Regions from separate parts of the Homo sapiens genome. Here region 2 is linked to region 1. Evidence: read pairs that join two places in POLR2A ChIA-PET (ENCODE). Cell type or tissue: B cell. All regions are shown on one strand. Each heading gives the region's core, and the rest is flanking DNA. Links, peaks and the distances in the headings are about the cores only. Region 1 has its middle 49 kb from the start of PLCG2. Region 2 overlaps PLCG2 (phospholipase C gamma 2).

Region 1 (2,903 bases), core at 181-2,680:
GAAAAATTTACATCCATCTACAACCTGGAAGGCCCTGCACACTTTGAGTTGTCCCACGCTTCCAGATGGAACCAATGTCAGTCTTACACATATTGACGTATTACGCCTCCCTAAAATGTATAAAAACAAGCTGTACCTTGACCTCCTTCGACACATTCAGGATCTCCTGAGGCTGTGTCACCGGCACGTCCTTAAACTTGGCAAAATAAACTCTCTAAATTGATTGAGCCCTGTCTCAGATACTTTGGGGTTCACAATACTTGGCAATGGTACATATTTATGGTTTCCATACATGTATACATTGTGTAATGATCAAATCAGGGTAACCAGCAAATCCATCACCCCAAACCTTGATCATTTCTTTGTGGTGAGAACATTCAGACGTCTCTTGTCGCTGTTTGGAAACACACACCACGTTATTGTTAACTGTCCTCACCCTGGGGACAGCAAGGAGGGCCGAAAGGAAGTGCAGGCTGCTGTGAGCGCCTTCAAGAGGGGGCAGCACTGAGCTCACCTGCGAGCCTAGGCCTGGAGAGCAGCTGGAGTCTCCAGCCCGAGGGGAGGCGGAGGAGGAAACTGCCTTGCAGGCAGAGGGAAGAGCATGTGCGGAGGCCCCGAGGCAGAGCCTGGCAATTCGTCGGCGGAACAGATGCTGGAAGTGGGGAGGAGGAGGAGGAGGAACAGGAGGAGGTACGGGGGTCTGGGCCGCTGTAGAGAGCCGAGGCCTCTGAAGTCTCAGCACTAGGGCAGTGGGAAGCTGTTACAGGGTAGACGCCCGGGATGTGGGAGGGGCTATATGATAATCTGGGAGGTTTTTTGTTTTTTTTTTTTTTTTTTTTTGAGATGGAGTTTTGCTCTTGTTGCCCAAGCTGGAGTGCAATGGCGTGATCTCGGCTCACCGCAACCTCCGCCTCCCGGGTTCTAGTGATTCTTCTGCCTCAGCCTCCCGTGTAGCTGGGATTACAGGCATGCGCCACCATGCCCAGCTAATTTTTGTACTTTTAGTAGAGACGGGGGTTTCACCTTGTTGGTCAGGCTGGTCTCGAACTCCCGACCATAGATGATGCGCCCGCCTTGGCCTCCCAAAGTGCTGGGATTGCAGGCGTGAGCCACTGCGCCCGGCCTGGGAGTTGTTCTGTATTGTGGAGTAAAGGGAGGCAGAGGTGAAGCCATCGAGAGAGCAGCGAGCTCATCGCTCCCCACATTCTATTAAAATGCACATTCTCCCGGGAGGGGGTTTCCAGTTAATGAAACAGGAAGCGAGGTCTGTTGAGCTTGCAACCAGCTGAGAGCAATTTGAGGACAAAAGGGAAGGGCGGGAAGAAGCGGGATCTCGGGAAGGTGGCAGGCAGGTGAGAGCCTGGCTGGCCCGTTCACGCCTGTCTGCCCCTGGTGGCCAGGACGGGAAGGTCAGAGGACAGGGTCGGAGGCGCCAACGCTCCTGGGGTCCCAGCTGCTGCAGATCCGGGCTGGGGCTGGGCCTGGCCGCTGCTGGGGGCGGGAGGCAATTCCCAGCCCCGGGCCGGTGACGTCAACGTTGTCATGGAGACCCGGCTTCCCTGCCCAGCGTTGCAGCTGCGGGAGCCCGGGCTGGGAGGCTCTGTGAGGCTGAGGGAAGCAGAGGGCACAGACCTGGGTCCTGCAGGCGGTGGCTCCACCTAAGAGCACAACCCTGCCAGAGGCAGGATGCCCAGAATGGGCGGGGCTCCCTGCTGCACCCAGCCCGCCCCGACCCTTGCCGCCCAGACGTGGCTTCGGCCTTGCGCTGGCTCCTGGGGTAGCGGATGGGGAACCCCCTGAGATGGGGGCCCAGGCTTCCCCACCTTGGGGTCCAGGGACTGCCCTCTCAGGGGCGGACTCAGTCCCCAATCTGGAAGTTGTCTTGGCATAAGAGTGTTCTGGCATGCTCCTGTCGTCGTCCCCTTAACAGGAGTGTTTCCGGACCAAACTGAGGGTGGGGCTGCTTATTCTCGCGGCCCAATAACGAGATGCAGATGAACGGGGAAAGGAAGGAGTTGATTTCTGTAACCGGGTGCAGGGAGAAGGCCTGGAAATTATCCCCAGACCAACTCAAAATTACAAAGTTTTCCAGAGATTATGTACCTTCTAAGCTATATGTCTACGTCTGAGTGTGTATTCATCTAAAGACATAAGTGATTAACTTCTTTCTTTCTTTCTTTTTTTTTTTTGGAGACGGAGTTTCACTCTGTCACCCAGGCTGGAGTGCAGTGCACTGCAGTTCACTGCAACCTGTGCCTCCTGTGTTCAAGCAATTCTCCTGCCTCAGCCTCCTGAGTAGCTGGGATTACAGGCATGCACCACCCCGCCCAGGCTAATTTTTCTATTTTTAGTAGAGACAGGGTTTCACCATGTTGGTCAGGCTGGTCTCGACCTTCTGATCTTGTGATCCAACCACCTGGGCCTCCCAAAGTGCTGGGATTACAGGCTTGAGCCACCATGCCTAGCCGTGATTAACTTCTATAACTAAGGTCTGAGTCCTGAAGCTCTTCCTCTGGAGCCTCAGTAAATTTATTTAATCTAAATGGGTCCAGGTGCTGCGGTGATTACCCTTATCTTGTCTCCTGCTAAATCATGGGGGTTTGGGGAGTTCCTTCAGACCCCCAATAAACTTGCCTGTGGAGGCCTGGGGAGTTATTTCAGACCCCCAGTAAAACTTGTTTAATCCTAAACAGGTCCTGTTAAGAATTCCTTCGTTATCCTGTCATGCTTCAAGGCCCAGGAAAGGCCCAGGCAAAACTCTTGGTGGGCTTTTGTGACATTCCAGCCTTTGTAGAAGGGCACTGGCTCTCTCAGCTATTAATGTTTCACTGAACTACTCGGTCAGTGCCGAAGCCGTTGTGATGAAGCCTGCGTTAGTGAGACCCGGCCTGCACAGGAGCACA
Region 2 (2,903 bases), core at 131-2,630, 66 kb after region 1:
CAGCATAAAGGCAAGATGGCATTGTAGAAAGGATGGGATAAATACTACATTTTCCATTTATATGAGGATTTTCCTTCCTGCACCCGATGGATTGTCCTGCTCCCCCTGGAGTATGTGTCCTCCACTTTGGAGCATGCCAGTGTGAAAAGTAGAGTTGACATTTTTATTCTTGATGGTGCTATAGCCCTTCTCTTATGCTGAATAGCTGAGGAATTGCTTGTCTTGTTTTCAAGAGTTGTCTTCTATCCTGGATGACAACCTTAGAATGTTCTTAGAATTTGTTCCTTTGTTGATTTAGCAAATACTCAAAGAGGACCTGATGTGTGTTGGGCAATGTGCTTGTCACTGGGGATAAAGTAGTGAACAGGACCCTGAAGATCTCTAGAGGATCTTACAATCTTGTAGGAAAAGCAGAAAAAGTCAGACTAACACATTCAATCATGTTGGATCGTGATAGACGCTAGGAAGGAAAGGAACAGGGTACTGTAATAAGGAGTCATTAGTCAGGAGCACTAGCCTAGCTGGGGAAGGCCTCAGGGTGGCCTCTCTGTAGAGGTGATGTTTGAGCTGAGACTTGAAGGGTGAGAAGGAGGGAGCCATGGGAAGCTCTGTGGGGAGAGCATTCTGGCATAGGGCATAGCAACAAAGCTTTCCTATTAGTGAAGGTAGCCTAATTGCAGTAACAAGTTATTTCTTCCTGTAAGTTTATCTCTCACTCACTCAAATCATGATCCAGTGGGATTGGGGGTGGGACTCTGCTGTCTGATCACAATGGGACTCTGTGCTATCATCTCCAAAGGTGTTGGAGGCTACCGCAGGATCCTTTGTGTGACCACTGCATGGAGGAAGAGGAAGAGCAGAGGATGGCTCAGGAGGTTGGAGGTTTCTATGGGCCATACCTGAAGTGGATGTACCTGTTTCCTCCCACCTGCTTTTTTTTTTTCTCCCCAAGAGATGGGGTCTTGCTTATTGCCCAGGCTGGAGTACAGTGGTGTGATCACAGCTCACTGCAGCCTTGAACTCCTCGGATCAAGTGATCCTCCTGCTTTGGCCTCCCAAAGAGCTGGGATCACAGGCATGGGCCACTGTGCCCGGCCCCCTCCCACCTTCTATTGAACAGAATTTGGCATGTGACCAAGTGCAAGGGATGCTGGGAAACATGCCCTAGCCGCATGCTAGAAGAACAGGGCCTAAGTTGGGGGGCATCCTTCCAGGCTTTTCTGTAACCCCTAATTTTGGAGGGTACAGAGGCAGCTCTAGGTGCCCCAGTGAAGGCTGATAAGCAGGTTGATGGTAAGGGTTTGGGAGTCTTGTAGGAATCCAGGAGAATGAACAGTCTCATCGCTGGGCTGCATGGAAAGGGAAGTGGTGAGCCACTGGCACTGAGGACTTTCCTGTCTGTAACTAGAGCTGCTGATGGTGATGTCTCTTAGACAGCCTCATCTGCCCTCTTGGGTTTCTCTCACAGATGTGGCCCTCCCCTCCCCAGCACAGACTGTCTCCAAACCTTGGCTTTTTCTGTTGCTGCCACATCAGTGACAGCTTTGGTTTTGCAACCTCCCAAGGATGGACCCCTGAGAGAGAGGCCTCCTATGGGCCATGCCTTTTAAAGCCAGCACACATGAGCAGGCTGCTTTGGAGATCAGTATCCTTTGGCACGGCCAGCCTTTCCTGGGCATAGGGGTGGATTGGAGGTGGTCTCCTGTAAGAGGACATCGTCTGGCTCCCGGGCTGTGGGCAGTGGTGGGTGCCTGTTACGGATTGAATTGTCCTTACCAATTTCATATGTCAAGGTCCTAATCCCCATACTCAGAATGTGATCTTATTTGGAAAGAGGGTCTTTGCAGATGTAATTAGTTGAGATGAAATCATAATGGAATAGAGTGGGCCCTAATCCAATATGACTGGTTTCCTTATGAGAAGAGGAGAGAGAGACACAGGGAGAGAAGGCCATGTGAAGACAGATACAGAAATCTGAGTCATGCATCTGCAAGCTAAGGAACACCAGGGGTGCTCCCTCAGGAGGAACCAGCCTCGCCAACACTTTGATTTTGGACTTCTGGTCTCCAGAACTGTGAGACAAACTTCTGTTGTTTCGGCCATCCAATTTTTGGTATTTCATGAGTGGCAGGCCTAACACACAAATACACTCTCATGTAACAGGGGCCTGAGGGCAACGGGGTGAGTACAGGGATTGACCTACCCATTCAGCCACTGATACTATGGATGGGTTGTGGTTTGTCATAACGGAATTTAAGAGGCGTTGCTTTCTTCCACGTGTCATGTTATTTTCTAGCTGCGTTGGTTCTGGCCTGGGCCCTGAGGGTGTAAGAGGGAATACAGTGTAGTGGGTAAACGAGGGAGGCAGCATTTGTCCCTCAAAATAGCACCAAGTTCTGGGAATGCAGGTATATTTGGAGTTCCTGACAAGTCAGTGCAGGTCCAACGTCTTAGGGATTGTGCTGAGTTGGGGGAGGGATCTAGTTAAAGATGTCCCTTGGTGAATCATTTTTGAAAAAAAAAAAATTATCTCCACTACCTGTCCCCTAGTCTGTCTTAGATATAAATGCGGGTTTTTGTATATCAGGCTCGCAAAATTATGTGTCTTGATTTGTCTTGGGAGAGATTTAGGTGCTGTGCAGTTTGGGGTTGAAATCAGAAATCCTGGGGTTGACTTTTCCTGCTTTCATGCAAGGCCCGATCTTGGGGCCAGGCCTTCGGTAGTCCTGACCCACAGACTAAGAGTGCTGGGAGGCCAGGGACCCTGTCTGTTCTGTTCATAAGGGGGACTTCCCAGCACCTGGCCCATATCTGGCCTGTGGCTGGTGCTCCTCAGATACCTGGTTAACAGATGAATCAGGAAAAGGCCCTGGCTGCCCCTTTCAGCCTCGGACTTCCGGTTT

Evidence for each region. Peaks named below come from ENCODE experiments on the same cell type or tissue, not always from the same donor. Only the 100,000 strongest peaks of a DNase experiment are listed, where the experiment ranks them.
Region 2: POLR2A ChIA-PET joins it to region 1 with 5 read pairs; 5 of 35 experiments call an interaction of 5 or more read pairs at or near these places.

Annotation. Positions count from the first base shown.
Region 1 is chr16:81,729,038-81,731,940 of GRCh38, forward strand. No RefSeq gene overlaps it. Among named protein-coding and RNA genes, the nearest start is that of PLCG2, 49 kb to the right of the region's middle. In B cell, for the core only: a CTCF peak has its summit at 1,386 (motif pointing left); DNase peaks (open chromatin) are centred at 570 and 1,464; H3K4me3 peaks cover 1,037 bases; H3K27ac peaks cover 890 bases.
Region 2 is chr16:81,794,768-81,797,670 of GRCh38, forward strand. The region is part of intron 2 of PLCG2 (phospholipase C gamma 2); the gene reads left to right. Among named protein-coding and RNA genes, the nearest start is that of PLCG2, 17 kb to the left of the region's middle. RefSeq lists an enhancer at 2,878-2,903. In B cell, for the core only: no CTCF peak of the experiment used is centred there; a DNase peak (open chromatin) is centred at 1,513; H3K27ac peaks cover 2,500 bases.